Regions from separate parts of the Mus musculus genome. Here all the other regions are linked to region 1. Evidence: chromatin loops called from intact Hi-C (ENCODE). Cell type or tissue: left cerebral cortex. All regions are shown on one strand. Each heading gives the region's core, and the rest is flanking DNA. Links, peaks and the distances in the headings are about the cores only. Region 1 overlaps Zfp53 (zinc finger protein 53). Region 2 holds the start of Zfp948 (zinc finger protein 948). Region 3 holds the start of Vmn1r234 (vomeronasal 1 receptor 234).

Region 1 (10,906 bases), core at 3,930-8,929:
AGGAATGTGGCAAATCTTTTACTCGATGCTCATATCTTAGAGCACATCAGAAAATTCATACTGGAGAGAAACCTTACAAATGCAAAGACTGTGACATATCCTTTATCCAGATTTCAAATCTGAGAAGACATCAGAGAGTTCATACTGGAGAAAAAAATACCATTGCAACTATTGTGACATAGCATTTATTTGGTGTTCCCTGCTTAAAAATCACAACAGTATAAATAATAGAAACATAAAAATAACAGGCTTTTGAAAGCCTTTAGTTAAGGTTTAAATTTAAAAAAAAAATAAAAGTTTATATTAACATGAAATTCTGTAATTATAACTGTGGAAAAAGCTTTTTATTTATTTTTTTAATGTGTATGTTTGCCAGGCCTGGAAGTATTCTCTGTGCACTACATGTATGCCTGGTGTGGGTAGAAGCCAGAAGAGAGCATCAGATCCCCTGAAGTTGGCAGTACACCTAGTTCTGTGTAGCTATTTATATGTTGGGAATTGGACCTGTTCTCTGTAAGAGCAACCAGTGCTCTTAACCACTGACTTTTCTCTCCCATCCCTGGAAAGAACTATAACAAAAATACTTATGTAACATCTAACCATTCATAATAATGCCAGGCAAGATGGTGTATGACTTTAATTGTAGCACTTAGAAGACACAGACAAGCAGATCACTGAGTCTGGGTTCATCCTGGTCTACATAGTGACTTTCAGGACTGCCAGGATTATATAGACCCTGTCTCAAAAAAATTAAAAATAAAAATAAAAAAATGGTAAATATGAATAACATATGATAACATTAGCAATTAGCAAACATGTATGTAATTAAAGTGTATATCACAAAGTTCATAGTTCTGAGAAACTATGTTAAAGTATATTTTATATAATTCCCATGTCTCTTTGGAAATTACATCTCACACAAATATTTTGAATTGCACAAATGCTTTACAAAATAGTGCTAAAATTGCAGAGATTAAAGAAAATTCATCATGAAGGAAAATGTTTTAATTCTCATCTTTCATTCACTTACAAAATCTTCATAATAGAGTTAACCCTTACAAATATCAAGAAAGAGGCAAACTGTAATGAGATAGGCTGTGCATGTGATAGCTGGAATGCTGACATACAGCTTAGAAATACCTCAAAGGCTAAGGATGCGATGATGCCACACCATCCATCGCAATGCTCTGTACATAGAGGTAGGTGCATCTGTATGAGTTCACACATCTTGGATAGTGAATTGGTACTTTAGGGTACATGGTTCAAGGGCAAGACCATGACATCATTTCTCTTCCAGCAGCCTGTACTAGACCTTGTAATGCTACAAAAGCTAGCCAGTTCGGAGAGTTTCTTGGTAAGTTCAAGATTGTTCTCTGTCTCGAAACCAACGTGTTTGATGTCATCAATAGCACCATGTGCTTAGGACGGCCATGCAAGAGAACTGACAATGACCTGTTTTGTTTGGGGTGCTTCTGTGACCCCCCCCCCCTTGAGGAGTAAGTCCTAAGCAGATAGAAATATCTGGTACAGAGAGCTCCATTTAATAGCCCTGGCATCTGGCAGTAGCATTATTTAACTAAGTGTGACACAGCAGCTCAATGGCTTTAAAATCATATTTCCTATATAACCTGTAAGATAGTGGCGTTTCATAAGGCTTTTTCATAAAGCCTTACTTTGGATAACCCACCCACTCTTCTTTCTTCCTGTCCTCATCTCCAGTTAAACACATTACACATTGTCCAATGCCCCAATCTTTTATAGCACATGTGTCCTGCTCTCCCCTTTGATTACATGTTTTTACATGGGATGCGAAACAGTAAGGTTCCATGTAGTTATTCATGGATCTCTCATTTGAGTGGAGCTTTAGCAGCCCCCTTTCTTCCCCATCACTCCACTATATGTTTAAGTCATTATGTACCCAGTGTTCCCACTCTATTTTCACATCACCTATATTCTAATATCCACCCTCTCTTCCTGAATCCCTCTACGACAGGTGCATTTCTAGCATCTTGGCCTCCACATGAAGTCTCACTAGGACACACAAAACAAAAGTTTGAAGCTACGATGCACATGAGTGGAAATGTGATGTTTGCCTGCTGGGACTAGGCAGCAGCACTCATCATAATTTTCAGAAATGTACTTTTGCTTCCAGATTTCCCAGTTTCATTTTATTAACACCTGAGTAATACACCTTTGTACCTAAGTATCACAGTTTTATTTATGCATGTGTCAGTTGAAAGACATCTGAGTTGATTCCATTGCCTAGATACTGTGAATAAAGGTACAATGAACATGATGGGCAAGTGCTCCTTGGTAAAGATGGAGAGTCCTTGGAGGTTGTGCCCAGAAGTGATTGTTATGCATCAGCTTCTACTGAGATTAAACCTTCCAATTTGGAAGAAGTTCCTTAAAATATAGGATATTAAAACAGAGGTAAATAAATGGATGTTCTTATGGGAGATGATACATTCTATCCTACAAAAAATCACCAGAAACTAAAGGTGATAAAGATGACTTAACAGCTTTAGGAAGTCCCCAAAACTGGCAAAATTCACCAGTGCCCTCCTGCCTCAAGCATATATAATCAGTATGGACTCTGACACTATCAGACAAAATGAGCTTCGCAGAACATGTTCAGACCAGCCATCAAGCAGATCCCAGCCAGTCAAGTTGCCTGAATCAGACAAAACAGGTCAAGCTGTCTGGAGGATGTAGTGAGTGGCCTCAAAGACAAACCTCCCACCTCAGGTGAGCTGCCTGCAAGCTATGCAGTGGTCCCCGGGTTTGCAGCTTCATTAGCCACCACCCTCACAGGGTGAAGCAACTGTTACTCGGTCCTTTTTGTTTCTATCAGTAGCTACTCACCCACACTCTTGTAAGTCACACATTATACTAACTGGTCCGCTGACATTTAGAGATGACTCAGTGGTTAAGAGCACTGTCTGCTTTTTCAGAAGACTCACTCTGAGTTCTCAGCACCCTCACATGGGCACTCAATCTGTAACCTTAACTCCAGGGCATCCAGTGCCCTCTTCTGGACTCTGTGAGCACCAGGAACACACATAGTTCGCCAAAATACATGCAGATGAAACATCAATAGAAAGAAACCACATTGGTGCCCCAAGTTGAACTCTGTTGGTTCCCAACATTGATTTGTCATTGATTCCTCATCTGGGATAAGTATATGTGTGTGTTTGTTTCCACAGGAATAGTGCCACATGTTAGTTATGTCCTGTGACACCCAGACTTCTTTCTTTGTTTGAGAATATATACACTGATTTTCAGAGTGGATTCTCTAGTTCTCACTCCCCAGCAGTATTGGCCTCCTTCCCACATGTGTATGCCAAGAGTCGTTAACATTCCTGATGATGGACACTGTAATTAGGGGAGCATGTTAGCTTAAAGAAATCCTTGTCTGAATTCCACTGATAATTTTACAAACTTTTTTATTTTTGTCTGGGTTTCTTGTGTTTGTTTTACTTCTGTTCTGTTTTTTTTTTTGTACTGTAAAATTTTATAATAATAGTGTAACTACATCATGCTTCATTTCCTTTTCCTACTGCCAAATTCTTGCATATATTCTTTCCTGCTCTCTTTTAAATTCGTGCCTTGTCATTTCATTATTATTGTATGTATAATATGTATGAGTGTATTACGTATAATTTATGTATAACATATATATTCCTAAATCTAACCTTGTCTGTCTGTCTTATACTACTTGTGTATATGTTTCCAATGCTGACCATTTGGCTTTGGATAACTCGTTGGTATTCTCTCCCTGAGGGAGGCTCCTGCTGCCAGCATTGTCAGTTGCCTGTAGTACACTCCATAGGGATTGAGGCCTTGTGGACTTTTCCCCATCCACTTTGGCATGTCCATTGCTGTTGTGCTTGTTCAGCTCTTGTTTGAGCAGTCATGATTTTGAAATTTTATGGATATAGCTCCTAGCATTACTAGGTGAAACAATCTCACAGCAAACTCCTTGATCCTCTGCCTCTTGAATATTAATAGCCCATCTTCAAAAATATTCCTTGAGCCTTAGGTGCATGAGTGTTTTGTAGATATATCCATCATATGTGGGCTCAACAACTCTACATTTTGCAGTTGTAGATTTTTTTGTAGTGGTCTCTCTGTTGGAAGGAAAATTTCCTTACTGAGGGAAGAAAACTATATTTATTTGTGGATATGAGAAAAAATATTTAAATTTTATTAGGAACAAATCTGAATTAGTAAATTGGTGGTGGTTGGTTCTCCTCCAAGATTCGTAACTTCACCAGCAGTGAGAAGTTAGCTAGCTTTCCAGTACCAGTCATAGTTTCCCTGTTGTTATGAATATCTTAAGTCCAATTAGAGAGCTGTTGGTTTTCACCAAGGTGAACTTGCCATTACTGAACCTCTAGAGCTATCCTGACACGGTGATCATCAATGTGGTTCATAGGCATTATAGCTGGGTAGAACTGTTCATGATATTCTTCCTTTAGAGCTTTACATGCTTCTTCTGGTATCACACAAGCTAATTCTCTGAGAGGAGTTTGGTGTATTTTGAGATAGGGTCTGTCTGTATTACTAGCTGGCCTAGATTCCGTATGTAGATCAGGCTGGCCTTGAACATAGACTTGCCCTGTTTCTACCTCATGAGTTCTAGGTTTGAAGGCTTGCATGACCTTGCCCAATGAAGCGTAACTGTTTCTGATTACTTTGTTTGTTGGTATGTTTGTTTGAAGAGACAGGGTCTAACCTTGACTGACTTTGAACTCACAGGATCTGACTGCCTGTCTTCTGAGTCCTTGGGATTAAAGGCTTTCACAACCACTGCCAAGATTTAATGTCTTGACAATTCCAGAAAGTAAGGGCACAACCCACTTGATAGAAATGAGTTAACAAGTAGATCTTATTTCTACTCACATTAAATACTTCTATTGCATAAAATCACTAACTTGAAATAGATGAAGTTCCAGGTGCATATAAGACACCAAATGTAAATAACATGAAATAAATAATATAAACAAGATGATAAGTAGTCTTACACGTGTTCTCGCGACCGGCCAGGAAAGACGCAACAAACCGGAATCTTCTGTGGCAAAAGCTTTATTGCTTACATCTTCAGGAGCAAGAGAGAGAATGGCGAAACCCAGTCCCTTTTAAGGAGAATTATCCTCCGCCTAGGACGTGTCACTCCCTGATTGGCTGCAGCCCATCGGCCGAGTTGTCGTCACGGGGAAGGCAGAGCACATGGAGTGGAGAACTACCCTTGGCACATGCGCAGATTATTTGTTTACCACTTAGAACACAGGATGTCAGCGCCATCTTGTAACGGCGAATGTGAGGGCGGCTCCCCACAAAGTAGCAATGTGACTTAAGCAATTATAAAATGTAACCCTGAAATTAACCCCACAATTAGATCGACAGGATTCTATCAGAACTGCAAAGAAGAGCTAACCGCAAAGCTACTTAACATTTAATACTTCTTGAAACACACACAAAAAACAAGACTTCCTTACTCTAACTATTCCTTTACATTTAACTAAATAATGATCATGGTATGGTGGAATGTCTCCCTCATGGACAAACACACCAATTAATTATCAAACAAAAATCCCACCAGATACTGGTACAACAACAAAAATTCCACACTCATGTGGTCTTTTCAAAGAAACTTGAGCTGGGCATGGTAGCACATACCATTAAACACAGGATTACACAGAAAACCTTGTCTACATTCAATAAATGAATGAATGAGCCCCCATTTCTATTATTAGCTGTTTCATACTCATATGAATATATACACAGAATGTGTGTGTGCATATGGGCATATCTAATACTGCCCACTCTCACCTCCTACCTCTCCACTATCCTGGTCCACAATTCCAACAGTCACTCTACTGTGTTCATCTCTATTCATATTGCTTGTGATCCACTGAGATGAACCAGAGCCATTTGTGAGACTGGGTTTGGAGCTATGTATTGGAACCTGATGTGCTCAGCACAGGATGACAACTAAAGACAGTGAGTGACTCTTCTACAATCTATCCATAGCCAATGTTTGAGAGGTAAGGGGAGCTGTTGTTCCCTTTCCTAGACTGACTGTGGTCTTGTGTGAGGCCAGTGCAGGTAAAGACAGCTGCTATTGGTTACTGATTACAATACTTGTATGGAGTCTAGAGAATGGTGTGTCTTAACCTTTCCCTTATTTTCTAACCACCTCTTCTTCCTTGTTCCCAGAGCTAGAGATGGGGTGGTGTAGCTGACGTTTTTAGGCCTGGGAACACATACTTCACTTATTTTCTGCATCTGCGACAGCCAAGAGGCTGCATTCACCACTCCATTTAAAAAAAAAAAGGAAAACAGAACGTTCTCTTTTTTTCCTCTCAAAGCATCGCTGTCACAGAAGACTTAAATGACAAGACCGCCATCTATTGGGGAAATCAGTACAGCGCGGGATTAATTCACCCCTAGGCTGTTGCAAAGGCCTTACCACTTACTTCTTTTCAAAATCCAAGTTCTTTAAATATCTCTCCCCAAGTTCATATTTCAGTATTTTGTTTTGGCTTTTTAATGTTTGTGTGTTGGGGATGGGACTCTCGCTTCTGAATTTAGTCTATTATTGTTTGGTATGAAATATATAAGCCAGAGGTTGGTAGTCCAGTGGAGACGTTAGGCTGTTTGTCTTTTTTATAATTCACCTTACCCAAATCAGTTCCCCAGTCCCTCGCAGCTTTTCCCCTCCCCGCACCCATTCTCCTCTGAGAAGAGGGATTCCCACCACACCTGTATTCACTAGCGCCCCCCAGCCCCTCCCGCCCAGCACATAATCACTGCAGGACTAAGCATATCCTCTCTGACTAAGGTCAGACAAGGCGACTGGGTTAGGGGAAGGAATCCACAGGCATTCAACTAATTCAGGGACAGCTCTTGCTCCAGTTTTGGTGGTGGTGGGGCGGGGGTGGGAGCTGTCGTTTATCTAAAGGGTTTAGAACCCCGAGTGGGGCTCAGATACCGGGTGGAGCGTCCTTCCAAAAACACTTGTGGTCGGCGCTCTCACAAGAGTGTGTGGAGGCTGTGCAGAGCCGGAGCAGCCTGAAAGCTGGAGCTGTGTGAAAGGCAGCCTGAGACAAAGTGGGAAGGACTGGTCTCTGATGGGGCGCAGATGCTCACCCGGAAACATATTTGGAGATCGGAGATCCGGAAGCACATTGGGAGGATTTTCGACTTAATGGAGATGTGTAGGGGAACTGTGTAGAGTGTGAGGAATTAGGAGAAACACGTGGGTGGAAGCTGGGACGCTAAATTACTGAAGTTTGAGAAGTTTTACCTAGAGCCAAAGCCAGAAGTCGCTTCGACAGGTTTCCCCCGTGCACGCGGTCCTGCACCGTGGGTAATCGCGTGGTGCAGATCTGGGGTCGAAAGATACGGTGGACTTGGGGGAAACTAAAATTCCTGGCTGCCGCGGGTGCCGCGGGTGCCGCGGGGCATCCTGGGAGAGTCAGTCAGCAATCAGCAGCGCAGCTGGAACTGCAGCCAGGCTACCAGAGCTGCTGGGCTAGGAAACAGGAAGGAGCAGTTTCTTTTCTGTTCCTGAGGAAGCTGGCTCTGAAATTCTGCGGTGGATGTCTTCCCTTGTGGATACATTTTAGCTCATATAAAGTGGAGTAATCCTGGTTTTTGTTTGTTTGCTTGTTTTTTGTTTTGATCTTCTGATTACCAAAATATTCTTATTAGAATATTCTAAGAGAATATCAGTTCTCTTTGTTGAGGTGAAACGGACCAAGCTCTTGGAATTTACACTCATCCACGCTAACTCCCAGGGTATATATATATATACTTAGTGACTTGGCATCCCTGTAGAACTTTTAGATATTAGTCATGTCTGAAAAGCACAAGAGGCAATGTACCAGTTTTTAGGTTTTACATATTTTTCTGTTTTCTGTCTGATGCGGATATATGCATTCTGTGTTTGGTGACATGCACCCTTCTTGATCAAGGACTTTTTATCTAACGGACTCTTTACCATTTCCTAATACTCTCTGCTTTGTATGTTAATACTTTTGACTTTTCTGTCACTACTATAGTTATGATCACTAGCCATCTTTACTGAACCCCATATTCATGGCATTTAAAGAAATCTTTCTCAATATTTTTTATCTTTAGATATGAAATCTTTTGTAGAAAATATCTTTTAATATCTGCTGTCATTTTTCTTTTTTGCGTAGTGTAGTCTGTTTACCTGTTTAGTATAGGGAATATTAATTGAAAGAAGTTCATTTGTTATTGTGTAGGAACTTGAGTATGGACACTGACTGGGTAGAACTGGAATCTCTTTATATTATATATCTTTTATATCTTATGAACTTTTTAATATGTGCAGAGCTTTTTAATATGTGCACATTTTCCCTTCCAGCAGATGCTGAGCAAAATAAATAAGCAGAATATACTTATTTATTGATTATATTTTTATTTGCTTTTAAATAGATTCTGGATTTTAGTCCATTATTCTACACTATACTATACCATATATAATATAATATAATAAATATAATATATAGATACTATAAACACATAAAGTAAATATATCTGCTGGATAAGCTATCTCTTCATACTTAATTTTACTATTTCCCTGAATTTTAAATTTTTACATAGTATATTTTGTCAGTCAGTTCTTATATCAAGTGTTGCCTATTTCTGTTAATCTACAGGATTCACTGTTTCAGATCACACATGAAAGTCTGATTCCTTGTATGATAGGAGAAAATTGGACCCAGGTTCATATTTTATATGCCCATAGACACTTTTCCCAGTACCATTGTTTGAAGAGGCTGTCTGGTCTGCAACACATTTGTGGTGTTTCGGTTGCATTCCCATGGTCATTGCTCTTGGGCAGGTTCTGGATTCGCTGCTCTACCGCATTGAGCTGATCTGGAATCGCACTAGGACTACATGAGCATTGTAACATATTCCTGAGGTTTTTCTGTACCCGGGAATTTGTGCATCAATATAAATTCTAGGCTCTCCTTACTGTAACTGTGAAGTATATTGAGGACAGTGTCGTGGAGTTTGAGCTTCCAGATTTCCCAGTACTATGTCTCATTATGTCTGTGTGAGGTATCTTTTCATTTTCTAGTTAGTGTCTTTTTCAGTTCCTTCCACGATTCAAAGTTTTCATTGTACAGACCTTACATACGTTTGGTTAGTTCATTCAGGGATTTTAAATTTTTTGTTTGTTTCTTTGTTCGTTTTTTCTTTTTCTCTCTCTCCCTTTACTAATTTCTATTTTCTGTTCCATTCTTGTTGAAATATCTCTAGAAGAATAACAGTTGCTCAAAACCATTGAATCATCTCTCTAGCGCCCTATTAAGTTTTATTTATATGAGTAATAATGATAGAAAATGATATGAAGCCATTCCTGTTCAGTTTTTTATTGTAGTTTTTTTTTTTTTATTTAGATGATCAAAAACCTTGACTTTACATGGGCATTTACTATTTCTTAATAAGTTTTCTTTTACTACTGTTGTATGTTTGTGTGGATTCCTAAACATAAAATTACAGCCTGCTCAGTCTGTATGTTTTCAAGGATGAACATTTGTTATTGTATAACCCATATGGTATACTCTTTTTTAAAAAAAAATTATTAGATATTTTCTTTATTTACATTTCAGATGTTGTCCCCTTTTCGGTTCTCCCACCCCAGGAAACCCTTCCCCCCTTCCCCTGCTTCTATGAGGGTGTTCCCCCACGCACCCACTCCTGCTTCCCTGCTCGCAAATTCCCCTATACTGGGGTGTCGATCCTTCACAGGACCAAGGGCCTCTCCTCTTATTGATGCCTGACAAGGCCATCCTCTCCTACATATATGACTGGACTGGAGCCAAGGATACTTCCATGTGTACTTCTTGGTTGGTGGTTTAGTCCCTGGGAGCTCTGGGAAGTCTAAATGGCTGATATTATTGTTCTTTCTATGGAGTTGCAAACCCCTTCAGCTCCTTCATTCCTTTTTCTAACTCCTCCATTGGGGACCCCATTCGGGATCCCGTGCTCAGTCCAATGGTTGGCAGTGAACTAGGCCATCTTTTGATACATATGCAGCTAGAGTCAAGAGCTCCGGGGTACTGGTTAGTTCATAATGTTGTTCCACCTATAGGGTTGCAGATCCCTTTAGCTCCTTGGGTTCTTTCTCTAGCTCCTCCATTGGGAGCCCTGTGATCCATCCATTAGCTGACTGTGAGCATCCACTTCTGTGTTTGCTAGGCCCCGGCATAGTCTCACAAGAGATAGCTACATCTGGGTCCTTTCAATACAATCTTGCTAGGGTATGCAATGGTGTCAGCGTTTGGATGCTGATTATGGGGTGGATCCCTGGATATGGCAGTCTCTACATGGTCCATCCTTTCATCTCAGCTCCAAACTTTTCCTCTGGAACTCCTTCCATGGGTGTTTTGTTCCCAATTCTAAGGAGGGGCATAGTGTCCACACTTCAGTCTTCATTCTTCTTGAGTTTCATGTGTTTAGCAAATTGTACCTTATATCTTGGGAATCCTAGGTTTGGGGCTAATATCCACTTATCAGTGAGTACATATTGTGTGGGTTCCTTTGTGAATGTGTTACCTCACTCAGGATGATGCCCTCCAGGTCCATCCATTTGGCTAGGAATTTCATAAATTCATTCTTTTTAATAGCTGAGTAGTACTCCATTGTGTAGATGTACCACATTTTCTGTATCCATTCCTCTGTTGAGGGGCATCTGGGTTCTTTCCAGCTTCTGGCTATTATAAATAAGGCTGCTATGAACATAGTGGAGCATGTGTCCTTCTTACCAGTTGGGGCATCTTCTGGATATATGCCCAGGAGAGGTATTGCTGGATCCTCCGGTAGCACTATGTCCAATTTTCTGAGGAACCGCCAGACTGATTTC
Region 2 (10,906 bases), core at 3,363-8,362, 51 kb after region 1:
AAGGCATTGCAGAATCCATACTGCCGAAAAGCCTTACAGATATGAGGTATGTGATACATCTATTACTGTGAATTCAACTCTTAAAACTCATCATAAAATTCATACCAGAGAGAAACCTTACAGATATAGGGAATGTGACAAATCTATTACCAAGTGCTCATATCTTAGAACATATCAGAGAGTTCATACTGGAAAGAGACCGTATAGATGTACAGAATGTGACAAATTTTTTACTAAGCACTCAAATCTTAGACAACATCAGAAAATTCATACTGGAGAGAAACCTCCCAAGTGCAAAGATTGTGATAAATCCTTTCTCCGGATTTCTAGTGTTAGAATACGTCAGAAAATTCATGCTGGAGAGAGACGTTATCGATGTAAGGAATGTGGCAGATCTTTTACCTGGTTCTCAAATCTTAGAGTCCATCAGCGAGTTCATACTGGAGAGAGACCTTACAGATGTAAGGAATGTGGCAAATCTTTTACTACGGGCTCAAATCTTAGAGTCCATCAGAAAATTCATACTGGAGAGAAACCTTACAAATGCAAAGACTGTGACATATCCTTTCTGTGGATTTCAAATCTTAGAACACATCAAAAAATTCATACTGGTGAGAAACCTTACAAATGCCAGGAATGTAACAAATCTTTCACAAGGTGCTCATATCTTAGAGACCATCAGAAAATTCATACTGGAGAGAAACTTTACAAATGCAAAGACTGTGACATATCATTTATGTGGATATCAAGTCTTAGAAGACATCAGAAAATTCATACTGGAGAGAAACCTTACAAATGTAGAGGATGTGAGAAATCCTTTACTCAGTGTTCAACTCTAAGAGACCATCAGAAAATTCATACTGGAGAGAAACCTTACAAATGCAAAGACTGTGGCATATCCTTTTTGTGGATTTCAAGTCTTAGAAGACATCAGAAAATTCACACTGGAGAGAAACCTTACAAATGCAAAGACTGTGACATATCCTTTCTGTGGATTTCGAATCTTAGAACACATCAGAAAATTCATACTGGAGAGAAACCTTACAAATGTCAAGAATGTAACAAATCTTTTACTAGGTGCTCCTATCTTAGAGTCCATCAGAGAACTCATTCTGGAGAGAAACTTTACAAATGCGAAAACTGTGACGTATCCTTTATGTGGATTTCGAATCTGAGAAGACATCAGAAAATTCATACAGGAGGAAAACATTCCCTTGTAAATAATGTGACATAACATATATCTGGTATTCTCTGCTTGCAAATCAAATGAGATAAGTGATTGCAACATAAAGATAACATAACTAGATGGTTAAAGCCTTTAATGAGGATTGAAATCTTACAAAATGAATCAGAGTTTATATTAAAATAAAATTCTGCAAATGTAACTGTGGGGAAAGCTTTTTATTTCTTTTAATATGTATGCCTGGCCTGTAAGTATTTCTGTGTACTACATGTATGCCTGGCGCACGTATAAGCCAAAAGAGAGCATCAGATCCCCTGAAGTTGGCATTATATACAGTTGTGTGTAGCTGTTTATATGTTGGGAATTGAACTCTTATCCTCTGGAATTGCAGCCAGTGCTCTTAACTACTGAGCCTTCTCTGCCATCCCTGAGAAAAGCTATAACAAAAACATATAGCTTATTCAACATCCAACCATTCATAATAATGACAGGTAAAATGGTACATGCCTTTAATCACAGCACACAGAAGACAGAGATCACTGTGAATCCAGTTCCAGGACTTCCCGAACTACATAGACCCTTTCTCAGAAAAAAAAAAAAATCATAGTAAGGACAACATGCAATAATGTTAAAATTTTGACAAAGATATGCAATTGTACTATACATCATATAGTTCATACTTCTGATAAACCATGTAAAGGTTTCTTTCTCTCTTTTCCTTCCTTCCTTTCTTTCTCTTTCTCCCTTCCTTCCTTTCTTTTTTTCCCTTCCCTCCTTCTTTCTGCCTGCTCTCTCTCTTTGAATATAGACACTGATTTTTCAAAGTTGATTTGTTGGTTTTCATTCCCTCAGCAGTATTTGACCACTTGTTTTATGCCAACAGGAATTATCATTTCTAGTCCTGATGATGGATGGCCACTGTAGCTATGGCAGCATGGTAGCTTATAGGAGTTCTTTTATATATTTCACTGATAAGTTTACAAACTGTTTTGTTTATTTTAGTTTTTCTTTAGGTTTGTTGAAATATTTTTCCTTCATTTATTTTATCTTTTCTGCTTTTTTTGTACTGTAAAATTTTAAGATATTAGTGTAAATACAAAATGTTTCCATTCCCTTTCCTACTGACAAATTTTCCCATATATTCTTCCCTGCTTTCTTTTAAGGTCATGGCTTCTCGTTTTATTAATTGTGATTGTATGCATAATATGTATGTATGTATGTATAAGATATGTATTGCTGGGGTTCAGGAGTTGTCCCACAAACCACATGAACACCAATCTCAGTCAGACATGTACAGTTTATTGTACACAATTAAACTGATCATCGTGGCAAAAGTTTCAGACTGGAGAGCTGAAATCTGCGTGTCTGTACATTATCCAGGCTCACTTTATATAAAGAAAAAAACATAATGAGCTCATAAGCAGATACAGGGTATCTGTAGGGTGATCAGTCTTTTTTCTGCTTGTCTTTAGTAACTCAGGCATAACAGTTCAAGTTGACCTTTTTTTTCTTGACCCTGAGTGAAGGCTCCATGCAGCTGTGGAACCTTCCAAGGAGAGCAGTTCTCAAAATATGATGACAAACCTCTGACCATAGCAGGATGTATGGTCAACTTGACCTCACTCAGAGCCAAATTATCTGTTCTGTGTCTTATAGTCAGGCTGCTCTCTTTTTTAGTCTTAGGAATATGGCAGGCCTGAAGCAAAATGCCTATAGTTATTTATAAGAAGTAATGCCAGGGAACCAGTTTAGAGAAACAGACTTCAACATGTATAATTAATATACATATATATTCTTAAATCTGACCTCTTCTGTCTGTCTTATGCTACTTGTGTATATGTTTCCAATGCTGACCATTTGGTTTGGATAACTAGTTGGTATGCTCTCCCCGAGGGAGACTCCTGTTCCCAGCATTGTCAGTTGCCTGTAGTACACTCTGTAGAAATTGAGCTCAGCCTTGTGGGCTTTTCCCATCCACCTTGGCATGTCCATTGTTGTTGTGCTTGTTCGGCTCTTGTTTGGACAGTTGTGTGGCTGAGATTTTATGGATAAGCTCCTGGCATTACTAGGAGAAACAGCCTCACAGCAAACTTCCTGGTCTTCTGCCTCGTGATTATTGATACCCATCTTCAAAAATATTCCTTGAGCCTTAGATGCATAAGTGTTTTGTAGATGTATCCATTAGGCATGGGCTTCACAACTCTACATTTTGATTTGTTGTGGATTTTTTTTTTGTAGTGGTCTCTGTTGAAAGAGAAGTTTCTTTGATGAGGGAAGAAGCCTACATTTATTTGTTGGTACAAGGAAAAGATGTTTAGATTTTTATTAGGGATTATGCTGCTTTAGTAAAGTGGTGGTTGTTGGTCTCCTGTAAGATTCCTGATTTCACCAGCACTGAGTAGGTAGCTATGTTTCCAGTACCAGTCATGGTTTTCTTTTGTTAAGAGTGTTTTAAATCCAACTAGAGAGCTGTTGTTTACCACCAACATGAGTTTGTTGTTACTGCACCCTTAGAGTTGTCCTGCCAAGATGATTGTTGATTTGGTTTATCGGCATCATAACTGAGTAAGACTGTTGGTTAGATTCTTGCTTTGGAAGCTTGCAGGCTGATTCTGGGTTCATACAAGCTCCTCCTCAGGGAAGAGTCTGTTTTATTTTGAGGCAGGATCTCTCTGTGTATTGCAAGATGTCCTAGATTCTCTATTTAGACGAGGGGGGCCTTGAACACAGAGTTCCCCTGTTCCTGCCTTCTGAGTGCTTGGTTTGAAGGCTTACAAGACCTTGCCTGACTATACATACTGTTTTCTTATGTGTTTGATTGGCTTGTTGGTTTGTTTGTTTGTAGAGACAGGGTTTCAATTGTGTAACTTTGGCTGATGTGGAACTCACAGAGACCTCCTGAGTGCCTGAATTAAAGGCATATGCCACCACTGCCCAGCTCATAAGGTTCTGATAGTTACGCAAGGTAAAGGCTCAACTAACTTGATAGAAATGTGCTAATAAGATCTTCTGTTTACTGATATTAAAGACTTCTATTTTACTAAATAGAATACTCTAATTGAAATGATGTATATAACATGCCAAATATAAACAATGTGAAATAAATAATATAAATAAAACTAAGAGAAACAATGGGACTGAAGCAATTATAAGATGCCATCCTTAAAAGAACTCCATGAGTAGAATGACAGGAGTCTATCAGAACTCCAAAGAACTAACAACAAATCAGCTTAACACTTAATATTTCTTGACACACACACAACAATCAAGACTCTTAAACTCTATTACCTGATAGTAAACGAGATACTGAACCTGCCATGGTGGAGTATGCCTTGAATCAATCCTAGCATTCCAGAGGCAGGGAACGCTAATCTCAGTGACTTCCAGGCCAGCATGTCTCAAAAAACAAAAATCCCACCACATAGTGATACAACCAAAAAGAAATCTCACACTGGTGTTAAAATTAAACAATTGATCTGGTCACATTAGCACCGTTTTTTTGTTTTGTTTTGTTTTGTATTGTTTTGTTTTGTTTTTGTTTTTTTGAGACAGGGTTTCTCTGTTTAGCCCTGGCTGTCCTAGAACTCACTTTGTAGACCAGGCAGGCCTCTAACTCAGAAATCCACCTGCCTCTGCCTCCCGAGTGCTAGGATCAAAGGTGTGCGCCACCACACCCGGCTTAGCACCAGCTTTTAAACACAGGTACACACAGAGAAACTCTGTCTATAATGAATGGATGAATAAATACCCCCCCCCCTTTTCTATTATTAGATATATCACAAACACAGACACACACACATGACAGCATTGTGTGTTTCTGTGCCCACTTCAAATACTGCCACTCTCACCTCCTACCTCTTCACTATGGTCCACAGTTCCAACAGTCACTCTACTGTGTTCATCTCCATTCATTTTTGCCTGGGATCACTGAGATGAACCAGAGTCATTTGTGAGACCTTGCTGGAGTCTGATGTGCTCAGTATAGGATGACAACTAAAGGCAGTGATTCTTCTACACTCTATCCATAGCCAACATATAGAGAGCTGTTCCACTTCCTAGACTGACTGTGGTCTTGTGTGAGGCCAGTGCAGGGAAGGACAGTTGCTGTTGGTTACTGATTACAATAGTTGTATGGGATCTAGAGGATGGTGTGTCTTAGCCCTTTTCCCTCTTTCCCTTATTTCCTAACCTACTCTTCTTCCTCAGTGTTCCCAGAGCTGGAGTTGTTATAGAGTAACAGACTTTTTTATGACTAGAACCACGTACTTTACTTTTTTTTTTTTTTTTTTTTTTTTGCGACTGGGCTAGCCAAGAGTCTGCATCCACCAGAAATCTGTCATGAGAAAAGAGCCTCGTGAATGACTCACAGAAGACAAATGCCTTTCTGAGTTAGTAAAATGACATCTAGTGGTGAAAGCAGTACAGTGCGGGATGACTTCAGCCCTATGCTGATGACAAAACGATGACTACTGACTTCTTTAGACACCTTTCTTTTTTTTTTTCAAAATCCAAGTTCTTTGAATGTCTGTACCATAGTCAAATTTTCAGAATTTGGTATTGGCTTCCTATGTTTGTGTGTTGGGAATGGGACTCTGGCTTCTCAAGTTAGCCTGTTATTGTTTGGTATGAAGTATGTGTCCTAGAGGCTAGTTTTAGGCTATTTTGCATCTAAAGGATTCAGTACCCAGGATGGGGATCAGATACCGGGGTGCAGCGTCCTATTAGGCCCAGTTCTGGTCTAGGCAGACAGTGGCCACTGGGAGGCTGTGCATAGCGGGTCCGAAGCAGCCTGACAGCTGGAGCTGTATGGCAGGAAGCCTGAGACAAAGTGGGAGGGACGTGTTCGCGGGGCAGGGATATTCACCCAGAAACATGGTGGAAGGTTGTTAGACATTAGGTGGGGGTGGAAAACATAGTGTTCCGAGTGGGAGGAGTATTCCCAGTGGGAGGAGTTAGGGCAGTGACGTGAACGGAAGCTGGAAACTGGGTGTGGGAGGCTGGAAACGTGGGACGAAGAACCAGAAGTGTCAAGGACCTGTCAGGTCCAGAGCTCGCGGCCCTGCCCCGTGGGGAATCGCGTGGTTCAGACCTGGGGTCAGAGGACACAGAGGACTTCGTGGGAAGCTAAAACTCCAGGCAGCCGCGGGTGCCTTGCGGGGCATCCTGGAGGAATCAGCAATCAGTCGCAAAGCGGCGAGAACCGGAGCCAGGCGGCCCTGGAACCGCCCAGGTCAGAGGAGCTGTGGGGTTGGAAAAGGGCGGGAAGGGAACAGGGTGTGATCGGTTTGTCTTCTGCTTCTAAGGAACCTGGCTCGGGAATTCTGCTGTAGATGTCTTTCTTCCCTTGTCGAGAACTTTTAGCTCACATAAATCGGACTAATCCTGTTTTTTTTTTTTTTTTTTTTTAAATTGACTTCTGAATGCCAAATGTTCCTATTAGAATACTGTAGTAGAATATTTGAATTTATGTATTGATTTTTGAAAACCAATTCTGTTTGTTCAGGTTAAAAGGAAAAAGCTCTTGAAATTTACATTCATTCACTCTAACTGGCCTGTTTTACCAGGAGACTTACAGTGACTTGGCATCCCCGGATATCTTTTAGATACTATATATAAAGGAGTGGTTGCAAATAATCTGAAAGAATATTTTATTTTTGCAAATTACATAGGTATGGTTGTGAACATTAACATTTATAAGTAAACTTTTATTTCTCATTATTAATTTATTTACTTTACACTTCTATCGCAAACACCACCCCTCCCCCCACTTCCTCTCCTCCCAGTCCATTCCTCCTGCTTCTCCTCCACCAATTTCCTCCTCCATTTCTCCTCAGAGAAGGGGAGGAGTCCAGTGGCTCAGCCAGTCTAGTTGCAGTAGGACTAGGCTTATCTACCATTGAGGCTAGACAAGACTGCCCAGTTGGAAAAGGAATCCAAAGGCAGACAACAGAGTCAGAGACAGGCTCTGCTCCAGTTGTTACAGGGCCCACATGACAACTAAGCTGCACATCTGTTACAGTTCACAGTTAGAAAGGACATTATAAGCACAAATCTTTAATCCCTATCTTGGGAAACAGGCAGGTAGGTCTAGAAGATCCTTGTCATCCTGGTATACAGACATGGTTTAAGGACAGTCAGGGCTATGGAGAAATCCCGTCTATTGGAAACGGGAGAAGAAAAATGAAAACACGAATGAAACGTATTGTTGTAAACTATAAAACTATAAAGCGTCTTTTGAAAAATTAACTCTTCTATATTAGAAAAATGTCAATAGTAGTCTTTTGTCTCCTTTCTAGTAAAGGACTCTATGGACATACAACCAAACTGTAATTTTTTAGTTCTTTTGTTTGCTGTGTTTGATCCCTGAGCCCATTCTGTTGCTACATCTGGACTAAACTCACCTTGTAGACCAGGCTGGAGTGGAAGTCACTGAGTTCCACCCAACTCTGTCTCCTGAGTGCTAGGATTAAAGGTGTGAACCAAGACAAATATTTTTACTGCTGTTTTGTACTTTGTGGTCAGTTCACAGCCACTGGTGTGACTGTGGACTTCTTCAAGAAGGAGGGGCAATGTCAGGACCATGCTGGGGAGGCTTTGTACAGAGACTGGATGTTGCAGAATTACAGCCGTCTGGTTTGTATGGGTGAGAATAGTTTGCTTCCAGCCTCCCTTGCTCCTCCTCAGGGTTTTTGGTGTTTTATTTTGCAAGCTTTTGGGGGTATAAGGATTTTTAATCCCTTTGGGGGTATAAGGCGTCCATCATTTTTAGTCCAGGATAAATAACGACCTCCCTAGTATATAATATTCTCATCCATATCATTCCATTTCATTTTTGCCCACCAGCTTTCACTGATCTATAAATAGAAGTGAGGTTCAACTTATGCTAACCAAAAATGCTTTCTAAATATTTTCAATATTCTGAAACTGCATGAGAATTGGGGGGGATCATTGTGCAATCCTCTCTTAACCTACTGATCACAGTACTATGTTACAAATCCAGGTGCTTTTTGAAGAATCACTTTCTCATGTACAGGGTTCGCTGATCACCCAGACCTGCTTATCTGTGGAAACCTAGAAGGTGGAGAGGGAGAACACAGTAGCTAAGGATCCAGGTATGTTGGAGGATTGGTGAAGGGATGGTAAGGGATTCAAGTGAATGTGGAAGTGGGACATGAAATCAGTTTTGCCGCCTTCTGTTTCACTAGAAATAGTTCTGGAGACTTCCACTGACAAAAATCTCTTCAGGATTATCCTATTGTAGAAGTGAGAAGACTTTGTTCAGAAGAACTGATGCTAGGTGGCAATACGATTTTACTTGACTGTGCGTGTGAGTGATGCTGTCCTTATTCCACGCATATCACTGATCTACATACCAATATTAAATGATTTTCATTTCAATGATTTTCATATGTTATAAAATTATAAATTAAGACCTCCAGATGTAATGTTTAATAATTTTTGGATCTTTTATTATTCTAACACCTTCTTTAATTTTTAGTGTCAATTTCACCATTCCTGGAAATAATGCCAACAGAGTTTTGATGAGAATCAGGCACCATATTTGCAGACATGTAAACACAGTCCATCCTGTCTTCCCATGGATATCTCCTATTGTCTGTTGTCATGACAATTCCAAGTGGTTTCCATTGCTGTGATTGTAATATACTGTGAGATCACCTCTAGGTGTGATCCTCTTCGTATTTTCCAGCTCTGTGCTGCTCCTTGGTACTTTCAGGATTACTTTCTGTAAAATATGCAAATAAGATTTTAATAGGAATTACTCGGCATCTCCTCAGTTGTCTTCTCATGTTTGAGAAGCACATGGTCAGTGTGCCTGTTTTCACATGTTTTATGTAGTCTGTTACAGATGTCTGCATTCTAGGTTTTGTGATCTGCACCCATGTTGGTCAAGGACTTTCTATCTAATGGACCATTTGCTAGTACTCTTATTTTGTATATTAATACTTTTGTCTTAATTTTCTGTCACTAGTATAATTATGATCATCAGTCTTTACTGAACTCCAAATTCATAGTATTTAAAAAAGATTCTTTCTCAGTGTTTTGTATCTGTCAATATGAAATGAATTTTTGGTAGAAAACATATTTTTAACCTTAGCTTTCATTTTGTGGAGTTTTTTGGTTGTTACCTTTTTTTCTTTTTTTTCTGAAATGCTGTTTAAATTTTTGGCTTAGAGATTATTATCCATGTACATTTCATTAAATTACTGAAACAAGTGCATTTGTTATTATTTAGGAACTTCTGAGTGGACACTGACAATGCAAAATTGGAACCTCTGTATAGCAAATTTGCATTTTCTTATGACCTGAAATGTAGAGCTTTTTATTATGTACATATTGAACATTTCATCTGCTCTTGAGTATGGTCTGTTCAACTAATTTGCATATTTATTAATTATATTATTGTTTCCTTCCTTTATAATTTTTAATAGGTTTTATATTTCTATCCATTATACTGTAGAAACCTAATATATTTATCTACTGGAGAGTTTGTCTCTTCAAGCTTTATAATTCTCAGTATTACGCTGGATATTTTAATTGTACACAGTACTATTTGTCAGTTCCTGCTCTTGTATCAAGTGTCATTACCTTGTTATTCTGCAGGATTCACTGTTTCAGATCCTACATGAAGGTCTTTGATTCTTTGTATGGTAGGAGAGACTTGGACCCATGTTCATGTTTTTATATGCAGATAGATACTTTTCCCAGTACTACTGTGTGAAGAGGCTGTCTAGTCTGCAACACATGTTTATGATATTTTGGTGACATTCACCTGGTCATTGCTACTGGACAGGTTCTGGATCTGCTGCACTTTTGCATTGATCATTTGGAATCACATTGGAATTGCTCAAGCATTGTACTATTTTCCATTTAGATATTTATGTCATATGTATATGAGTATTTTGCTTGCATCATATCTATTCTAGACCTGGAGTTATGGGCAGTTGGGAACCATGTATTGATCCTAGTTATGGAACTTGGATTTCTACAAAACAGTAAACAGTGAAAGTACTGAGCCATCTCTCTATCCCTATATTAAGTGTAATTTTTGTGCATAGGAATAAGAGAAAATGGTCTAAAGCCTTCTAATCATTTTTATGTGGTATGTACACATTTTTCAATTTAAACATACATTTATTATTTTAAATAATTTTTCCTTTAAATATTGTTGTATGTTTGTGTGGATTCTCAAACATAAAAATACACCCTACTCAATCTGTATGTTTTCAGGGGTGAACATTTGATATTGGATGTTCTATTCTCTGGGAAAGGCTATTTCTCCAACTAATTCTCCACTGAATTCCTTAGTGTTTGACTAGGGTTGAGGCCGAGTGAGTTTTCTCCATTCCATATAGCATGTTTCTTGGTGTTGTCAGCTCATGTTTAGACAATCTCAGAGCCAACATCCTGTTCCTCTGGCCCTTAAAATATCTTCCTTCTTTTTTTTTTCCCCCTATTTTTTTCTTGGATATTTTCCTTATTTACATTTCAAATGTTTTCCCCTTTCCAAGTCTCCCCTTCGGGAACCCCCTATCCTATCCCCCTGCCTCTATGAGGGGGCTCCCCCAACCAACCAACCACTCCTGCCTCACCACCCTGGCATTCCCCTTCACTGGGGCATCGAACACCCTCAGGACCTAGGGTCTCTTACAGTTTTCAGGATATTGGGGTTTTGGCCTATTTGAATGAAATATTTATAATATT
Region 3 (10,906 bases), core at 3,568-8,567, 280 kb before region 1:
TTCTAGTATCCCCATGGGTATCCCAATTATAAGATAAATAAGTTTACCTCCTCAGGGAAGTAAAGACATTCGTAGCTCATTGCCATGCCATCACATGTCAGACCTCAGGATTTCCTGCTTGCTCTCTGTGAGATCTTGCTTTCCTCTCTGGATTAAGAATTACCAGATCAACTTCAACAGTAACCTCTTAATAGAGAAGAATATTAAATTGGCCCTTGTTTTCTATCATTGCTATCAGTGGCAAACAATTTTCAGCTAAGTTTTTTTGTTTCTCAAGGCTCTGTGTCCATTGCTATTGCAGATGAAATAATAATTGCAAGACTGAGGGGAGAGGAGATCAAAGATTAACAGATTCACATTTCAGGCACTGCCCACCATTTAAGGCAACAAACTTACCAAGACTAGAGCACTGAGAATACAATTCTAGAAGAGATAGAGATGTGATTTTCTAACACCTGTCTGGCAATCAGAGTTTATGAAGAAAATACACTAACAACATTCTGGTAAGTCATCACCTGAGTAAAACTGGATCTGAGACTTAAGCTGTTTCATAACAGAGAAAGCAGAATTGCTCCTGAGCAAAGGAAGCACAGCAGCAAGAGACATGTGATTCTAGACATACCCTGATTCTCATGACTGAGCATAAGCTTCACTCATAGAGGCCATTGCCACCTAATCCAAATAGCTATGAAATCTAGTTTTCAAAGTGATCCAGGATTTTTCTTAATCAAGTTTGTTGAGCCTCTAGGACAAGAATCCTAAACAATATTTTCAGAGTTATTAACACTGTACCTATACTCTGCCAAGGTTTGTTTACAAGCTTGTAATGAATATGAAGGAAGTGTCTAGGTTTGTAGAAAAGTGTCTTTCATCTGCGTTATTATTCAGACTTTTTGGAAACTGACACTTTTTTTTTGTTTGTTTGTTTTCCACCTCAAGTGTTTATTTCAGGCAGTGGAATCTAATCCACTAAGCAAGGACAAACACAGCGCACAAAGTACATTAATAATCACGATAGATCAAATTGTATATTGAGTACACATTAACCATAATTTACACATAACTATTCAGTAAGTGCAGAAACACAACTCAGATCCAAAGCAGTCCATTGATGTGTTCTTTAAACCCAGATCGAAAACAGAACACTGTAGGTTGACAGTAACCAGTTCTTTTTTCATTAAATAAACAACTAGTTTTATGGGGGGGGAAATTACAAGAACTCAGCAATGCTGAAGTCTAGTTTGTTTGGTTTGAACGTTACCAGAAAGAGGAAAGTCAATAAGAAAGAAAGGCCTGAGGGAAGAAGGATTGTCAAGCACACGACAGTGTTAAGTAAAAGAGAGGTGTTAAGGGAAAGCAGACTAGAGTGAGGAACAGAGGTCCCTGGCAGTGTGGCCTTGCAGTAGCTCTCAACCAAATTCCCAAGGAACACTTGCTACTGAAACTGACACTTTTATGCACACCGAGATACTTTCTGCACATTCATTACAAACTAGAAATCAAGCCTTGATGGAATATGTGTATAATGTTAGTAGCCCTGAAAAATCTAGTTTAGGATTCTTCTGGTGAAGTGTCAACAAGAATGATTAATGAAAAGCCTGGATAACTTTGAAAACCATGAAAATGAGTCAGGTAAGTGAGATACTAGTAGTAATCATCCGGATAACATTCCCATCTCTAACCAAGAGTCTATTTCTGTCTGTAGCCTTGGTGAGGACATTCAGCAAGAGCTAACACAAAAGTAAACAGTTTGTAGCATCAATTTTCATGGGAGCCACAAAATGTTTTCATCGATTTAAGATGTTCTTTGTTGATAGAGAAGAATATGTGAACATATGAAGTCTCAGAAGACTCCTTTGTTTTCTTTTTCTGGTTACTTAATACTGGTGAAAAAAGTAAGGGCTGATAAGTACACCCGATGAAATGAGTTCTGAAAAAAACTATATCATACGGGACATGCCTGGGTTACAAACATTCAAGTTTGTGTACATAAACTGTTATAAAAATCAGAATGAAAACCTGCTTCAATGCTACTAGCACTACTAAGCTCAGCTAATGACTGGTACATCAGTTCATCCCAGGAAATAAGCATTGTATTTATTCCTTTCTATACATTTTTGCTATTGTGTGATTTCTTTGTTTTATAAGGTGATGCTTTGACCACTGATCAACCAACAAGTCTTGTGATTGTTTGATGTGCTGTTTTTCTTTATATGAAATAAGTGAGTTCTAGGTCAACACCTTTGACTCATGCTGCACTTTATTCATTGCAAAGACATATAATCTTTCAGGACCCTGAGTTTTTTGATAGAATAGCTTATGCACTTCTATCAACAGATCTCAATGTTCACTAATAATTTATATTGGTCTATACCATTAATATTCACAAACCAATGGTTACTTGAAATAGAAAGAAATCATGAAAGTCTAGCCACATGTGACACAATAGGAACATAAGAAATTAGAGGCAAATACTCCACAAGTATACCTGAAAAGCCCAATAAATAACTAGAACTAATGGAGCATGTGAAATGGTTATACACCCAAAATATCACCACCTAGCCAGATATGCCTCTCAGTATCCTGAAACAAGCAAAATTTCTAAATCTCAACTATACTGTATGTAACTCAGATTCCTTCATCTTCACTGATAACCCATTAAGTAATAATATATACCTTATAGGTTTAGAAGGGTCAACTAATTATACATTGTTTTTCTTAGAAATCTAGGATCTATACATTTAAAAAATCACAGTGAATCACTTATTAATTCTAGTGAGAATAACTTGCATGGCAAATGCCAGGTTTTAAGTAACATGAAGCAAGTAGTCCATGCCTACCTCCTCATGCAGAATCCTCGGGATCAGGCAGAAGGGTCTCATCAAATCACTTCTGGTGATATGGCTATAGGGGTTATTTTGGTATCACAGACTGTTGCTGGAGTTTTGGGCAATTCGTGTCTCCTCTACAATTATATAGTGCTTTACTTCAAATCATACAAATTAAAGCACATGGACTGGATTTTGATGCACTTGATTGTGTCCAACTTCTTAACTCTCCTATGTAAAGGTGTTCCACAAGCAATGGCAGCTTTTGGTTTTCAATGTTTCTTCAATGATTTTGAGTGCAAACTACTTTCCTACCTTCATAGGGTGGGAAGAGGCGTGTCATTCGGCAGTGCATGCTTATTGAGTGTCTTCCAGGTCATCACTATCAGCCCAGAGGATGCCATTTGGACAATCTTAAAAAAAAAAGCACCCAAGTGCATCAGCTCTTCCCTATACTTGACTTGGATTCTATCTCTCCTTTTTAGCATTGTTTCCCTTAAGTATATGTCTGCAAAATTGTGCAATGTTAACAACACAAATCTCAAGGACTTGGGTTACTGTTCTTCTCTTTCTTTTGACAAAACTGCTGAAGTACTGCATGCAGCACACGTGATTATCCCTGGTGCTGTGTGCATGTTTTTCATGCTGTGCTCCAGTGGTTCCATGGTTCTCATTTTGCACAGGCACAGGCAGAGGATGGAACATATGATTAGGAGCAATATTTTCCCTAGATCCAGCCATGAGTCCAGAGCAACACAAACCATTCTTCTCCTAGTGAGTACCTTTGTATGTTTCTATACACTCTCCACACTTTTAACTATTTGTTTAAACTTTTTAGTTAATCTTACCTGGCATCTAGTGAGTATCCATGCAATATTCTCAATGTGTTTTGCTTCTGTAAGCCCCTACTTGCTCATGAGACATGGTTCCAGCACATCCATCCATTGCTTTGCTTGGGTAAACTATCAAAAATCCTAAAGGTCATCCTATGTATTCCAAACACTTATGGAATTCTGACATTAATTATCATGCTCAGAGAAATGTTTGTATTCAATAGGAATATTATTATATTTTGTATAACAATATTTAGTGCTAAAGGTATGTGTATGTTTTTGCTTGTTTTTTTTCATATAAGAACAAGTCAGCACATATTTACTGAAATTGTGTTTACTATCCATCAAGAAATACCACTGGAAGACAGCACAGAACATATCAATCACAAGGTATAGAAGGATGCAAATAATTGTGAATTTTAGAAACTGAAATAATGATAACTACAACAATAACAAATTGCTTTCAAACAAAATGCATTTCATATTGGCTTTTCTTTCTGGGGCATGAGTGAAAATGAAAATAAACTGAAATTCTTTCATTGCTCTCCCTATGTTTCATATTAGTGGTGTTAGTTAAAATAACCTTGTAACTAATGCCCACAATATTTCACTTGAGTCCATGCAATATGATTTTGTCTTGCTGGAAATTGGGTGGAAATATGGAGGGTGCTCATCACCATGTGATATATGCTTTATGCCATCCATACAACTTTTTTGTTTGTTTGTTTGTTTGTTTGTTTGTTTGTTTGTTTTTGAGACAGGGTTTCTTTGTGTAGCCCTGGCTGTCCTGAAACTCACTCTATAGACTAGGTTGGTCTCTGCCTCCCAATTGCTGGGATTAAAGGTGTGCACCACCACTGTCCAGCACAACTTTTTTCTATATGTGGATTTTCACTACTTTTAATTGCTTACATAGTGATGTACACATAATTGGAATTTAAATTAAATGCATACTACGGTTGAAAACAGTCAAAATCTAAAATAATTGAATGAGTATCAAAAATGTTAAATTAGGACATGACAAGCTTGAATTCCTTTCCTAGATTAAATTTTCAGTTATTAGTTTGTATCTCTGAAGCATTCATGAATGTCAGTTTTCTTGTTGTTAAGAACATTTCCCAGTAAAAGTACACTGTGCATGGAACTTCAACCTTGGAAATGACTATTCCATTTTCCATCATGCTTTTCCTTGGTTAGAATCAAGATCTCACAGGTGGAGTTGTTACCTGTACTGTGGCTGCAAAGAACTGGGTCTGACAACAACCAAACAAGCATCAGGAAGGAATTTCAGGGATTTTACCTCTCAATACAACTTTCAGCCAAGGATTAATTGTGGCTGTTTGCTACTGATTGTCTTCATAGTACAGTAGATTCCTCTAAATTGAAACATTCTCTCAGGAAGAAGTATGGGGGAGATGAGGTCCCTGGAATCAGGAAGAAGACAATTTTTCCTTGTCTGTGAAAGAAGAAACTTGCAAGGATCGCAAGATCCTCTCTTCAGTGCTATTAAACAATAAGTCAACTGTTGTGGGTGGTGGCTTCTGTTTCTTTCTGCCTAGAGGAAATTGGTAGACAGGTGAGAATTCTAAAAAGCCATAAAAAAGCTTCAGCATGGCCTTTTCAATCTCTGTGTTTCTGTTAGTGATGTAGTTGCTTTTCTTCTCTTCCTGTTACTGTTGTGATGGCTAACAGAATACTTAAAGTTTAAACTTACTTTATGAGAAGCCACAAGGTAAAAACGCTTCCATCATGAAAGTTCCTAGCTTATACAAGGTATAACCTGGCAGCCGATTCCATTTTGTCTCAGACACTGAAGACTATTCGAAAAAATTGTCTGCTATGCTTTTTATTAATTATTTTATTTATTTATATCCCAAATGCTGTATCCTCTCACAAAGTTCGTCTTCCCATCCTCCATCCTCTTTGCCTCTGAGACGGTACCCAACCCTGGTATCCCCCTACCCTAGTTTATCAAGTCTTTACAGGATTAGGTGTATACTCTAGCACTGAGACAAGGCAAGGCAGACCTCTGCAACATATGTACCAGGGTCTATGGTCCAGCCCATGTATGCTCTTGAAAGAAAGATGAAATTTCAAGACCTGTAAGTCATATAAAGTACTCAGAAATTGTGGAAAGCCGCAATATACATGCCGTCACTAGATGGTGCTAAACCTCCATCGTGCCAAACCGATCTCTCAGTTTAGATTGAGCTCATGGTGCACAGCTGCAAGAGCAAAAGCCCGCCTAAAGTCACCAGCCCATTTCCGGGGCACCTGTCCATCTCCCTGGGCACTAGCCCAACCCCTGGGGGCTTTAGCCTATCCCCAGGGGGCATGAGTATCGTGGGTGTAGCTACCGGTCCTAGTTTAGACTCGTCACACCTTAAGGGTATTTAAGCCACACACTTTCTGAGCCTTCTTTGTCTACCTCAATATTTTATGAAGTAAGTTAACCACGGAAGAATCTGGCGTGTCCTGTGTTTATTTCCTGCGGGACGGGGATAAGCTCAGGATAAGAAATTGCTGATTGTTTGTGAGCCTAGAGGCTGCCTGGGGCTGAGAACAAAGAAGAACAAACCCAGGCATGCCCCCATCATTAAAGCATTCCTGGGAACAGCTTGGCCATAAAGATAAAGAGGAATGTCAGGACATAACAGGGCTATCTGAACTGAGTCAACAACCATCTGGCCCGGCACCTCCCTCTGCCCATTGCCCGTTGGCACAGTTTAAAGTCATAAATTAACCAGATACTCTGCTAGCATTAAAAAAAAAAATCCAAATCACAGAACTCTGACACCCTGGCCTGCACGTATTCTTTTGCTGACATGTAATTTTTCTGCTGATGTTTGAATAAGCCAATAGTGTGTCACTATGCTGAATTCCCCACCTCTAAGCCTTTTACCTCATAAAAACTCCTAGCTTTCGAGCCTCAGGGTCAAATCCTCTGTCTCGTGCTTGAGATACTTTTTGACCCGGATCTCTGCCATTAAACTGCCTCGTGTGTTTGCAGAAAGAAGGATTGTCATGTTTCTTTGGGTGTGCTCTCTCTCCTGAGACTAGAGTGGGGGTCCCCGAAAGGAGGTCTTACACTCTTAGGTTGGTGACTTAGTCTCTGGGACTTCCCACAGGTCCAGGTTAGTTTACACTGTTGGTCTTCCTGTGGAGTTGGATCCCCTTCCGTTCCTTCAATCCTTCCATCTGGGTTCCTGATCTCAGGCCAATGCTTGGCTATGAGTATCTGCATCTGTCTCAGTCAGAAGCTGTTTGAGTCTCTCAGGGGACAGCCATGTTACGTTCCTCTGTACAAGCACAATACCGCATCAGTAATAGTGTTAGAGATTATTGCTTGCCCATGAGATGGATCCCAAATTAGGCCTGTCACTGGTCAGCCATTCCATCAGTCTCTGCTTCACTTTTGTCCCTGCAATTCTTTTAGACAGGAACAATTTGGGGTTGGCAATTTTGTTGTTCTACAAAAGAATGGGTCACAAGGATAACTGCTATTTCTGCTTTTGTAATCAAGGTTGCTTACTCTACTAAAGTGTAGCCATATGTTTTTTTTCCCATGTAAGCCCTGGATTGCTATGGCATTTAAAGCTGGGTCTTGGCTTGTTCTGAGAATTAGGCCCTACACCAGGAAACATAAATTTTCACTAGTTTCATTTTGGTGTCAGAGTACAGCTACAACAGTTTTCTATTTTGTGGGATAATTTTAGAAGGGCTGTTTGTTCTTCTTTCTCAGACATGGTGAGTCCCTTTTAGTCTGAAGAAATTAAATAGTGACACTGTTTCTGAAGAAACATGAGCAAATATCTATTTACCCCGGAGAGGAAACAAATTTCAGAACAAAGTTTTAGAATTGTGTTTAGACTATTTTGTGATAGGCTCTTCCTGGGGAACTTAAATACACATAGAAAGCAAACCCACAAAAATCCTTGTATCTTGGAAAACAAATTGATTTTTTTTTAGGACCACTAAAAGAAGTATGGAAAAGGGATTGCTTACAGTGTTGTGGTCTGGAGTCATTCAGTGTTTCACCAATATGACAACAAAAAGCTTTAGAATCCTTCTAAGTCTATGATCACCTTCCTCATGATGGAATGGATATTTCAATTCAGAGGAAACAGTAAAAAACTCATTTCCTTTTTTCTAGCTCTTATTGTATTTCTCCCTTTCTTATTCAGTATAGCAGCAATTTGGAGGAGTGATGTGTGTGAATATATATATATATATATATATATATATATATATATATATACACACATATACACATACACACACACACACACATACTTGTATGTGTGTTTCTGAAGGTCATACAGGAGGAACAACAAACACCTTTAAAACTCAAGGAATATGGCACATTAGTTAGCACAACTAAGATAGGTATGCCTCAGAGGCACATTCTTGAGTACTATGTATCCAGTGGCCTTTGTGTTCTGGAGTTTTTCTCTGCTTGTTTCTTTCACATCCAACTTAATGTAAGAATTATACAAAATCTGTAAGTGGTCTCCATCCCTTCACTGAACATTATCATTGGCAATTACAATAATGATACTTGAAAATTTTCAAGCATTGCTGCAGGAGCAAATTAATGACTCAATCACCACCCCTGTAAAGAACATAGACATGTAGATTGTTAGTAATGGCCATCTCACTTAGTATGCATTTGGAAAGATAAAATTGTTAGTGAAGTTAGTTAGGGTGTTTTTGCTAGTGACTGTGAAATAGAAAATCTTAGGGAGAAATTTGAAGTTCAAAAATGCACACTCTCTTTTTAAAAAAAACTTTTTATTGAAGATTTTATTTATTTATATTTCAAATGTTATCCCCTTTCCTGATTTCCCCGCTGCAAATTCTCCATCCCATCCCTCTCCCCCTGCTTTTATGAGGGTGATCCCACCCACCCACTCACCCACTCCAACCTCACCGCCCTAGTGGTACCTTACACTGGGGCACAAGCCTTTACAGGGCCGAGGACATCCCTTCCCATTGATGCTAGATAAGGCCATCCTCTGCTACATTAGCAACTGGAGCCATGGTCCCTCCATGTGTAGTCTTTGGTGGTTTAGTCCATGGGAACTGTGGGGAAGTCTGTTTGGTTGATATTGTTTTTCTTCCTATGGGGTTGTAAACCCCTTCAGCTTCTTTAGTCCTTCACCTATCTCCCTCATTGTGGTCCCCGTGCTCAGTCCAAGGCTGCAAGCATCCTCATCTGTCTGTAAAGGCTCTGGCAGAGTCTCTCCGGGACATCGATATCAGGCTCCTGTCAGCAAGCACTTGGCATCAGCAATAGTGTCTGGGTCTGATGTCTGCATATGTGATAGATTCCCAAGTGGGGCAGTTTCTGGATGGCCTTTCCTTCAGTCACTGCTCCACTCTTTGTCCCTGTATTTCTTTTAGACGGTAGCAGTTCTGGGTCAAAGTTTTGGAGGTGGGTAGGTGGCCCCATTCCTCAACCTGGAGGCCATGCTGCACCACTGGATGTTGGCAGCGATCCTGTTTGAATATTAGCTGACTTGTCAGCCATAAGTGCTTACTTACAAAGTCTTGGCCTCTGTGGGAAAGTACTAGTCCACCTGAGTACAAATAGACACAGATCTGGAAGTCAGCAGAGAAAAAAATAGCTATCAATCTTGTAGATAGATGCGTAATAACCCTTTCTGCTCTGATCTTCCTGCTGAACTATTTACCCAGTCACTATTCTGTTCCTGGGAATAGGTGCATTACCCAGAGACAAAGCAACCCCCCTACATTCCCCTCCTGTTCCTATGAGTATATAACCTGTGTGGGAAAAATAAAAATTTGTCAGCTTGAACAGAAACTAGTCTTGCTGTCTGTTCTTTGTGTTTCTTTGTGCCCCATTCTCTTCCAGGTGGCCCCTCAAGTCCCTGTTCGACTGTCCTGCTGGTCTGGACAACTGGATATGGTCTCTACAGGTTCTCCCTCCTCTTCATTGGGTATTTCAGCTAATGCCATCACTGTTGGGTCCTGGGAGCCTCTTTCTTTTCTGGTGTCTATGACTTTCTGGTGGCTACCCCAGTTCCCCATCCCCCATTGCTACACACCTCTGTTCAATTTCCTGTGCATTCACAGAGAGCCTCTGTGCATTCCCCCATCCCCTCTTATACCTGATTAGACATCCTTTTCCCCATTTCCCTCTATTTCTCATAAGTCCCTCCCACCCTCTACTTCCGTAATTATTTTGTTCCCTCTTCTAAATAGGACTGAAGCATCCACACATACTCTTAATAGTTGACCTAGAGACATTTTGAGGTCAGGGAACAAAACTATTGGAAGACTAACTAGCACTGGCTAATGTGAATTTTACTGAGACAGGCCTGTCAACTTAGGTGGTAATTAATGTCTTGATACATTTTTGCCTCAGCTTCCTTGTGTGATATATTAAAAGTCGATGATGAGTAGATGTGCATTCTTATGACTTAAAGAAGAAATGACTATTTTTTTATATAAAAGTTTAGATTTGTGATTCATTTAAGATTTTTATAAATCACTTTATAAGTTAAAATTACATAATTGATTCTTTCTTTGTAACTGTAATTTCCTATCTGCTGGCAACAGAAATTGGCAACTGAAAAAGTTACTTTGATTGCTTACACTGTTAGCCTATAACAAGTTATTTAGATATGAATGTACTTGGAGTCTTGAGAAAAATTTGTTTTCTTTACTTCTGCTATGTAATGTGAAAGTATTAGGGAACATACTGTTTTTCACACTTATTCCCTAGAGGAAAAATAAAATGGGCATTTTAATGTACAAAATATATATCACATTGTAATTCTATACTGCTTGCCAGATTTTACTGGTACATATAAGCTGTAGGAAAGAAAAAGCAGTGGCTCGAGCCTACTCGTTGGAGTTTGCTCTATCCACTCATGATGTGAATGTGTATTTGTATGTATGTATGTATGTATGTATGTATGTATGTATGTTTGTATGTGTCTTAGTCAGGGTTTCTATTACTACACAAACATCATGACCAAGAAGCAAGTTGGGGAGGAAAGGGTTTATTTGGCTTACACTTCCATGCTGCTGTTCATCACCAAAGGAAGTCAGGACTGGAACTCAAGCAGGTCAGAAAGCAGGAGCTGATGCAAAGGTCATGGAGGGATGATCTTTACTGGCTTGCCTCCCCTGGCTTGGTCAGCCTGCTCTCTTATAGAACCCAAGACTACCAGCCCAGGGATGGTCCCACCCACAAGGGGCCTTTTCCCCTTGATCACT

The links. Peaks named below come from ENCODE experiments on the same cell type or tissue, not always from the same donor. Only the 100,000 strongest peaks of a DNase experiment are listed, where the experiment ranks them.
Region 2: a loop joins it to region 1, with 6 times the contacts of the local background. A loop is called at or near these places in 2 of 42 quality-filtered maps.
Region 3: a loop joins it to region 1, with 8 times the contacts of the local background. A loop is called at or near these places in 6 of 42 quality-filtered maps.

What each region holds. Positions count from the first base shown.
Region 1 is chr17:21,509,484-21,520,389 of GRCm38, forward strand. It overlaps Zfp53 (zinc finger protein 53), which reads left to right. Exons shown (of 5, transcript NM_013843.3): 5 at 1-994. The coding sequence ends at 182. Among named protein-coding and RNA genes, the nearest start is that of Zfp52, 21 kb to the right of the region's middle. In left cerebral cortex, for the core only: a CTCF peak has its summit at 6,417 (motif pointing left); DNase peaks (open chromatin) are centred at 6,414, 7,203 and 7,457; H3K4me3 peaks cover 1,417 bases; H3K27ac peaks cover 2,029 bases.
Region 2 is chr17:21,560,833-21,571,738 of GRCm38, forward strand. Zfp948 (zinc finger protein 948) reads left to right here and starts at 6,146. Exons shown (of 6, transcript NM_001002008.2): 1 at 6,146-6,413; 2 at 8,217-8,295. Zfp52 (zinc finger protein 52) reads left to right here. Exons shown (of 5, transcript NM_144515.2): 5 at 1-1,769. The coding sequence ends at 1,234. In left cerebral cortex, for the core only: a CTCF peak has its summit at 5,619; DNase peaks (open chromatin) are centred at 5,601, 6,110 and 7,029; H3K4me3 peaks cover 1,690 bases; H3K27ac peaks cover 1,356 bases.
Region 3 is chr17:21,226,010-21,236,915 of GRCm38, forward strand. Vmn1r234 (vomeronasal 1 receptor 234) reads left to right here and starts at 2,817. Exons shown (of 1, transcript NM_134198.2): 1 at 2,817-3,807. The coding sequence starts at 2,817. The coding sequence ends at 3,806. In left cerebral cortex, for the core only: a CTCF peak has its summit at 5,806 (motif pointing right); a DNase peak (open chromatin) is centred at 5,823.